Linked DNA regions of Homo sapiens: region 2 is linked to region 1. Evidence: read pairs that join two places in POLR2A ChIA-PET (ENCODE). Cell type or tissue: OCI-LY7. All regions are shown on one strand. Region 1 holds the start of LOC105373910 (a long non-coding RNA gene). Region 2 has its middle 11 kb from the start of CCDC195.

Region 1 (5,000 bases):
ACTTTGGGGGTTAGGATTTCAATATATGAATTTAGAGGGGGCCAGACATGGTGGCTCATGCCTGTAATCCCAGCACTTTGGGAGGCCGAGGCGGGTGGATCACCTGAGGTCAGGAGTTCAAGACCAGCCTGGCCAACATGGGGAAACCTTGTCTCTACTGAAAATACAAAAATTCGCTGGGTGTGGTGGTGGGCAGTCCCAGCTACTCGGTAGGCTGAGGCAGGAGAATCACTTGAACCCAGGAGGTGGAGGTTATAGTGAGCCTGGATTGTGCCATTGCACTCCAGCACTCCAGCCTGGGCAACAAGAGCGAGACTCTGTCTTAAAAAAATAATAATAATTTAGAGGGAGACACAAACATTCTGATCACAGCAATCACTTTCCCAAAGTCATACTGACACTAAGTAACACAGACAGGGTTTGAATTCAGGCAGTCTGACTCCTGTGGAACTAGCCACTATTTGATGCTGCCTCCCAAGCCACAAAAATCATGGCCATACATGTATCCATCTTAAAATAATTCTTCCTCCATTCTCCACACATTGGTCTGGACAAGGAGGAGAGAGCACAGGGCTCTCTGGGCTTGATGATATCTGCTATAGAAGATCTAATTGCAGACTGACTCTAGGTTGGAGGATCCTCAATAATTGCATGTGTCCCCGAGAATTTCCAGGCCAGTGAGGAAGCTCTAGAGGCATCTCAAGTTCACTTTGATTCAAAAAATAAAAACAAAATCCCGGGAAATACAAACAAAATTCCACTGAAGTGGACCACTAAGTTTCCCCAAGATGAATCCACTCAGCAAAACATGCCAGATTTTGAACACATTGGAAGAACCTACACTTTTGGGACTAGACAGATTTTAAGAAGGATTCAATGAGAGGACTCAGGTGTGTTATCCTCCACAGCTTCTCTTGCTTTCCAAACTGAGGGGCCATATACAGATAGCTAAAAGTACCAAGAATACTCAAAACTGCTGATACAATAGAAACATAGCTTTTGAAAGCCCAAATGTATGTTACAGCCTTATTTATTTATTTATTTATTTATTGATTCATTCATTCATTTTTGAGACAGAATCTTGCTCTGTCACCCAGGCTGGAGTGCAACAGCGCGATCTCGGCTCACTGCAACCTCTGCCTCCCAGGTTCAAGCAATTATCCCACCTCAGCCTCCTGAGTAGCTGGGATTACACGCACCCGCCATCATGCCCGGCTAATTTCTGTATTTTTGTAGAGACGGGGTTTCACCATGTTGGCCAGACTGGTCTTGAACTCCCGACCTCAGGTGATCCACCCTCCTCAGCCTCCCAAAGTGCTGGGATTACAGGAGTGAGCCACCACGCCTGGCCTACAGCCTTATTTTAACAGCAATTTGCCTGTACTAGAGCCAGACATTCAGGGACATACGGTGGTCACCTATCCTTTTCAGAAAGGCCATTTCATTTATTCAGGAAATCTTTTTTTTTTTTTTTTTCAAGGCAGGATCTTGCTCTGCCACGCAAGCTGGTGTGCTGTGGAGTTACCATAGCTAACTGCAGCCTCAACCTCCTAGGCTCAAGAGATCCACCCACCTCAGCCTCTCAAGTAGCTGGGACTACAGGTGTGCACCATCACACCCAGCTAATTTTTAAATTTTTTTGTAGAGAAGGCGTCTCACTTTGTTGCCCAAGCTGGTCTTGAACTCCTGGGCTCAAGTGATCCTCCCACCTTGGCCTTCCAAAATGCTAGAATTACACACGTGAGTCACTGTGCCTGGCCCCAGGAAATCTTAATTTAGCACTCACTATGGGTGAAGTGCTGCAGCCACACAGGGATTACTGCAGTGAACTGGACAGACTGGTCCCTGACTGGCTGGATTTTAGAGTATAGCTGGGGACACAGACAAAGAGATTTCCTAACGAAGCAAGAGATTTAAAAACAAACAGAAACAAACAAACAAAAAACACATAAATACTGGGCACGGTGACTCATGCCTGCAATCCCAGCACTTTGGGAGGCCAAGGTGGGTGGATCCCTTGAGGCCAGGAATTTGAGACCAGCCTGGGCAACATGGTGAAACCCCATCTCTACTAAAAATACAAAAACGTTAGCCAGGTGTTTTAGCACATGCCTGTAATCCCAGCTACTCAGGAGGCTGAAGCACGAGAATTGCTTGAGGCCCGAGAATCACTTGAACCTGGAAGGCAGAGTTTGCAATGAGCCAAGATTGTGCCACTGCACTCCATCCTGGGTGACAGAGTGAGACTCTGTCTATAAACACACACACACACACACACACACACACACACAAATACTACTGTAATAAGTTTTGAGGAAAAAAATCCATTAAGTGCTAAATGGAGAAAAATTAGGTCCAGTTTTAGGAAAGGTTGAAGGGTGAGATGGAGGCAATTTTCAAAGAACCGAGAGTAAAGTCTACAGGGAAATGGAAGAATAATTTACATTCCAGGTGCAAGTAGTCATCCCATCCCCAAACCCACAGAAGCTATTTTCCTACTACCAGGGCCCCTTGATCTTTCACGAGGGAGAATAAATAGTAGGCAAAATCACCCCAGAATAAGATTTTAGCTTACCTTTTTAAGATCTCAGACCAGAACCTTCATCTACACATCTTGACCTCATAAGAAAGTTCAATATAGGGTGAAGAACTGAACCTTCCCAATACCAAGGCTGTAGCCCCAACCCTGTCCCTTCTCAGGGCGTGCCCTGGTTAACTGTGCCTCTGTTCACTTAACAAGGCTGGGTCTCTATAAACTGCAGGCGTTGGATTATAAAGTCCCTTTCATCACTCATGCAGCTAGTGATTAACTGACAATTGCAAGCTTGTGCAACCCCTTAATCTTTTTTATTGCATCACGTAAGCCATGCTATATTATATAGTTTCTCTTTCATATTATTGGCTTTTAAGAGCTTACCCCTGTGGTTTCTGCAAATGGATAAAAGACAGAGCCACTCCAAATGGTTCCTCACTTCCCAAACATCACAAGTAAACAAGTGATCTTTCCATAAATGTCTTACCTTGCAATTGCCCATTACAATTTGTCCTTGGTAGAGAGTTAACCTCTCATTTTCCCACATTATTAATTCCATGTGGCATTTTTTTCCAGTTCTGTTCATGCATTCTCGAGATGCCTCCTTCAAAATTTCATTTTTACCTCATTTTCATTTATTTTCCAGGCTGACTGTACCACCTGTCACTGGCAAATCCAGGGAAGTTTATTCCAAGCTCAGCCCTATAGTACACTGCACGGGCACAGTGGTTTCTCCTCAGCATTTAGAGGCAATTTCCACTAGGTTGTTCTAATTCCCACTGAATGACCCATGTGTTCCAAATTAGGATACACTTTCTTTTTTTTTTTTTTTTTTTTTTTTTTTTTTTTTTTTTGAGACGGAGTCTGGTTCTGTCTCCCAGGCTGGAGTGCAGTGGCACAATCTCGGCTCACTGCAAGCTCCGCCTCCGGGGTTCACGCCATTCTCCTGCCTCAGCCTCCCGAGTAGCTGGGACTACAGGCGCCCGCCACCATGCCCGGCTCATTTTTTGTATTTTTCTTTTTTAGTAGAGATGGGGTTTCACCATGTTAGCCAGGATGGTCTCGACCTCGTGACCTCGTGATCCACCTGCCTCGGCCTCCCAAAGTGCTGGGATTACAGGCGTGAGCCACCGCGCGCAGACAGGACACACTTTTGTCCTAAAAAAAGGAAAATTTTGGCCCGGGCGTGGTGGCTCACGCCTGTAATCCCATCACTTGGGAGGCCACGAGGTCAGCAGATCGAGACCATCCTGTCTAACATTGTGAAACCCCATCTCTACTAAAAATACAAAAAATTAGCTGGGCGTGGTGATGGGCGCCTGTAGTACCAGCTACTCCGGAGGCTGAGGCAGGAGAATGATGGGAACCCAGGAGGCGGAGCCTGCAGTGAGCCGAGATCGTGCCACTCACTCCAGCCTGGGTGGCAAAGCCAGACGCCGTCTCAAAAAAAAAAAAAAAAGGCAAATTTTATCTTTCCATTTATAGTAAGTCAAAAACAGACAAAACTCGGCTACAGTTTTAGAAGTCGGGAGAGTGATTACCTGTGAGCAGGAGGGAGGGGCAGTGACTAGGAGGGGCATGGGGTGGGCTGCTGGCCTCTATAACGTTCTACTGCTTGACCAGAGCAGTGCTCATGGATTTGTCCACTTTGATAAGTCATCAATCTGTCCACTCTTGATTTTTACACCTTCTTTTTTTTTTTTTTCTTTTTTGAAACAGAGTCTCGCTCCATCACCCAGGCTGGAGTGAAGTGGCGCCATCTCGGCTCACTGCAACCTCTGCCTCCTGGGCTCAAGAGATTCTCGTGCCTCAGCCTCCCAAGCAGCTGGGATTACAAACATACGCCACCACGCCTGGCTAATTTTTGTAATTTTTAGTAGAGATGGGGTTTCACCATGTTGGCCAGGATGGGCTCCAACTCCTGGGCTCAAGCGATCTGCCTGCCTCAGCCTCCCAAAGGGCTGGGATTACAGGCGTAAGCCACCGCGCCCAGCCTTTTACACTTTCTTTTATACGTGTTGTCTTTTCATTTAAAAAATATCCATTAAAAAGTCAAAACTGTTCCCTACACTTTATTTAGTAATACAACCAACATAGGTAATTTAGTGGTTAAGAGTGTGGCCTCTGGAGTGAGACTTCCTGGAGCCTAACTCAGTTTCTCCTTTTTATTGCTTTTCTCTTCTGTAAACATAGAGAACATAGCTTTTCTCTTCTGTAAAATGGTAATGACAGTAATACCTACCTCAGAAGGTTGTTCTGAGGATTGAAAGAGTTACTGTCTATTAAGCCATTAAACAATGCTAGGCTCATTGAGGGCAGCGTTTAAATATTCTTTCTCATATAAAGAGGAATGAAACTTTAGTTGTACTCCTAAAGTCTGGAATCATTACCAGACTTCAATCCTGCCTCTGCTACTCCCTAGCTATGTTACCTGTGATGAGTGTCTTGACCTCTTTGTTCCACAGTT
Region 2 (5,000 bases), 49 kb before region 1:
GCATATATTAACTATCTTCAGAAAATGTGACCCATACATTTCTGCCACCTTATTTTTAATTTCTAGAGGCTCCTTATTTCTCTAAAGGTTCTCTTTTTATGTGCATTCTGTTTTTGTTTCATTAACACTAATCTTCACATAGTTTCCAGGAATACTAATTATAGTTACTTGTTTGAATTTTCTTCTTACATTATCTCTGTTTCCTACAAGTACTTTTTTCTGTTTGTTTTGGCCTTTGTCTGTTATGTTAGATGATTTCCTCAATTTGTTAATGATTTACTACCCATCCATACTCAAAGTGAGGCACTACTAGTTGACATTAAACTAAGTGAATGTGCAAATGTGTATACACGTATGTATGCAAGAAATAGAACACCTTTCTATTACTGGGCTTCATTGTTGAGTGACCAGACCAGAGTGGGCATTAACTTAGGGAGCTATCCACTGACAGTATCTATAGATCTTTCTTATTGGGCTGGTCAGTGTCCCAGAAATCAGAGAGAATCACTAAGGATTATAAACCTAGGCCGGGCGCGGTGGCTCACGCCTGTAGTCCCAGCACTTTGGGAGGCTGAGGCGGGCAGATCACGAGGTCAGGAGATCGAGACCGTCCTGGCTAACATGGTGAAACCCCATCTCTACTAAAAATACAAAAGTTAGCCAGGCATTGTGGTGGGCACTTGTAGTCCCAGCTACTTCAGAGGCTGAGGCAGGAGAATGGCGCGAACCCGGGAGGCGGAGCAGTAAGCCAAGATCGCACCACTGCACTCCAGCCTGGGTGACAGAGCGAGACTCCATCTGAAAAAAAAAAAAGAGGATTATAAACCTGTTTGGCCAAAACTGGTTCTAGCATTTTCATCATTAGCAGGAAGAGCATCACTTCATCACTTAATCCTGTTTTCAGTATAGGATTCACACTTTCAACTTGGTGTTCCCAGTTCAGAGTCCCTTTGCTTCATCCCCTCCGGAAAATAAATCTCCTGTTTTATATTAATGCTCAGGTAGTTGATTGTCTATGTGGGGTGAAGAGGGCATCTAGAGATCTAACTGCTTCAACCAATTCTCCTTGTTTTGGACCTTCCCATATCTGCACATTGATCATCACCTGATGTTTCCAAAATCTCAGGTTCTGCATGATGAATTAGCTATTTCAAGGACACTATCCAGGCTTTCAATCTTGCTTCCTATGTGTGCTTTCCATGAGCTGCCAAGTGAGTTACCACTTTTGTGTCTAATTTCTAGCTTCAAAAATTTATTGCCATTGTGTCTTCTTTGTTCTTCTGGAGCCATGCTTCCTTTTTCCTTCTCTGTAGTGGGGTTTTGAGAGGGAATGGAAATAAAGCATATGTTCAGTCTGCTATATTGAACTAGAAGGACTGGCACAAGATTTCCTTTTCTTCCATTGTCATTTTGTGTATACTAATGCTGCTATTGCAGCCAACATTTAGCAAAATTATAGTACCCCACACAAAAACCCCAATCCAAGTACCTCTATGAAACTAATCCATTCATAATAAGGGTAATGTTTATATGTTTACATCTATTCCTTTTTGGTTATTTTATATTTTCTGTTTATCAGCAAGTATTTTGTTTGTGGTGGTATCAATTTTTATCTCTAGTGGTTCAGAAGACATGCATTCTATTTCTCTTTTTCTAGTACTATCCTTTACATTTTTAACAGACTTATCTAAATCTGTATTCTTCTATAATTATATTAAATGAATCAATATCTATACATTTCCTTAGCAAATAAAGGAAATTTATCACTTTATCACTTTACTATTTCAACAGTATTTTATATTATAAGCTATGGAAATTTAGCTCCAGAAAAGTTACTATAAATTTTCTTCTATATTATATATCAAAGATTAATAAGATAATTCTACCCTTTAAAGGCTCATTTACCTATCAGTTTCTTATATCTTAGGCCTTATGCTTTCTCTGATTCAATTTTCACTTGCTACAATATATCCTTAAGAAATCTTTCCAAAGCTTGTGAGTGATAAGCTTTCTGAGTTCTAACAGTCCTAAACAAAATCAACAAACCGTAAGCTACACCAAGGAAAAAAGAAGCCCACATTTTAAAAATCAGCGATGAAAAAGGAAACATTACAACTGGTATCACAGAAGTACAAATAATCATTAGAAATACTATGAGCAACTATGCTCCAACAAATTGGAAAACCTACAGGAAGTAGATACATTTCTAGGCAAATACAACCTACCAAGATTGAACCATGAAGAAACTGAAAACCTAAACATAACAATAGCAAGTAAAGGGAAGCAGTAATAACAATAACGATAACAAGTAAAGGGAAGCAGTAATAAAGAATCTCAATCAAAGAAAAGACCTGATGGATTCCCTGTTGAATTCTACCAAACACTTATAAAAGAACTAATACCAATTCTACTCAAATGATTTCAAAATATCAAAGAGGCAGGAATACTTTCAAATTCATTCTATGAGGCCAGCATTACCCTTATACCAAAACCAAGCAAAGACGCAAAAAAAAGAAAACTACAGACCAATATCCTTGATGAACATAGATGCAAAAATCCTAAATGAAATACTAGCAAACAGAATTCAATAATGCTTTTGTATTAAGCCATTCCTGCATTGCTATAAAGAAATATTGGAGGCTGCGTAATTTATAAATAAATGATATTTAATTGGCTGACAGTTCTGCAGGCTGTGCAAACATGGTGCTGGCATCTGCTCAGCTCCTGGGGAGGCCTCAGGGAGCTTTAACTCAAGGCAGAAGGTGATGTGGAAGCAGGTGTTTCACATGGTGGGAACAGGAGCAATGGGAGAGAGAAAGTGGTGGAGGAGATGCCACAAACCTTTAAATGACAAGATCTCACAAGAACTCACTATTGCAAAGACAGTATGAAACCATGAGGGATCCACCCCCATGATCCAAACACCTCCCACCAGGCCCCATCTTTAGCATTAGGGATTACAATTCAACATGAGATTTGTTCAGGGACAGATATACAAAATATATCAACACTAAAAAGATCATTTACCATGATTAAGTGAGATTCATCCCAGAGATGCAAGGATGGTTCAACATATGCAAATCAATAAACATGATACATCACATTAACAGATTCAAAGACAAAACCCACATGATCTTTTCAATAGATGCTGAAAAAGCATTCAATAAAATTCAACATCCTTTCACGATAAAAAACCCTCAACAAATTGGGTATGTAAGGAGCATAGCTCAGCATGATGAAAGCCATGTATGACAAACCCACAGCTAACATACTGAATGGGGAAAAATTGAAAGCCTTCCACTAAAATCTGGAACAAGACAAGGATGACCTCTATCACCACTTTTATCTTTTATTCAAAACAGTATTAAAGTCCTAACAAGAGCAATTAGGCAAGAGAAGTTTTTTTTTTAAAAAAGGCATCTAAGTTGGCAAGGAAAAAGTCAAATTATCTTTGTTTGCAGATGACATGATCTTATGTTTCAAAAATCCTAATAGCTCTACCAAAAAACTCTTACAACTGATAATAAATTCAGTAAAATTGCAGGATACAAAATTAACATACAAAATTCAGTAGCATTTATATATGCCAATAGTGATCAACCTGAAAAAGAAATCAATCCCATCTACAATAGCTACAATGAAAATAAAATACCTAGAAATCAATTTAACCAAGAAGTGAAATATCTCTACAAGGAAAACTACAAAACACTGATGAATGAAATGGAAATGGACGCAAAAAATGGACAGATATTCCATGCCCACTGGTTGGAAGAATCAATATTGTTAAAATGTCCATACTACCCAAAGCAATCTACAGATTCAGTGCAATCCCTATCAAAATACCAATGACATTCCCCACCGAAATAAGAAAAACAATTGCAAAATTTGTATAAAATTACAGAAGACCTCGAATAGCTTAAAGCAATCTCAATCTTGAGCAAAAAGAACAAAACTGGAGGCATCACACTACCTGATCTCATATTATACTACAAGGCTATAGTAGACAAAACAGCATGATATTGGCATCAAAACAGACACATAGACCAATGGAACAGCACAGAAAACCGAGAAATAAATTCACACACTTAGAGACAACCCATTTTCAACAAAGATGCCAGGAACATGCATTGGGGAAAAGACAGCCTCTATAATAAATGGCATTGGGGAAACTGGATAACCATACGCAGAAGAGTAACACTACATCCCCATCTTTCACCATATACAAAAATCAAATTAAAATGGATTAAAGACTTAAATGTAAGGCCTGAAACCATGAAATGACTAGAAGAAAACACTGGGAAACACTTCAGAACAGTGGTTTGGGCAAAGTTTTCTGGGCAAGACCTCAAAAGCACAGGCAACAAAAGCCAAAATAGGTAAATAGGATTACATCAAGCTAAAAATGAAGAGACAACCTACAGAATGGGAAAAATATTTGCAAATTATCCATCCAAAAAGAGATTAATAACCAGCATATACAGGGAAAGCAAACACCTCAGTAGCAAATAAATAAATAATCTAATTTAAAAATGGGCAAAAGACCTGAATAGACATTTCCCAGAAGATGACATACAAATGGCCAGCAGGTATACAAGGGAAATGTGAATTAACCACAATGAGATACTCTCTCACCCCACTTAGAATGGCTATTAAAAAAAAAAAAGCTAGCAAGGATGCAGAGAAAGGGGAACACTGGTCCACTGCTAGTGGAAATGTAAAGTAGTAGAGCCATCACAGAAAACATACAGAGGTTTCTCAAAGCACTAAAAATAGAACTACTGGCCAGGTGTGGTGGTTCACACCTGTAATCCCAGCACTTTGGGAGGCTGAGGCAGATGGATTACCTGAGGTCAGGAGTTCGAGACCAGCCTGGCCAACATGATGAAACTCCGTCTCTACTAAAAATACAAAAAATTAGCCAGGTGTGGTGGCACACACCTGTAATCCCAGCACTTTGGGAGGCCGAGGCGGGCAGATCACGAGGTCAGGAGATCGAGACC

What was found. ChIA-PET counts read pairs that join two places held together with the same protein. Peaks named below come from ENCODE experiments on the same cell type or tissue, not always from the same donor. Only the 100,000 strongest peaks of a DNase experiment are listed, where the experiment ranks them.
Region 2: POLR2A ChIA-PET joins it to region 1 with 5 read pairs; 4 of 35 experiments call an interaction of 5 or more read pairs at or near these places.

Annotation. Positions count from the first base shown.
Region 1 is chr2:224,676,322-224,681,321 of GRCh38, reverse strand. LOC105373910 (a long non-coding RNA gene) reads right to left here and starts at 2,726. Exons shown (of 3, transcript XR_923956.2): 1 at 2,576-2,726. In OCI-LY7, no CTCF peak of the experiment used is centred here; a DNase peak (open chromatin) is centred at 2,719; H3K4me3 peaks cover 1,114 bases; H3K27ac peaks cover 1,634 bases.
Region 2 is chr2:224,724,915-224,729,914 of GRCh38, reverse strand. No RefSeq gene overlaps it. Among named protein-coding and RNA genes, the nearest start is that of CCDC195, 11 kb to the right of the region's middle. In OCI-LY7, no CTCF peak of the experiment used is centred here; no DNase peak of the experiment used is centred here.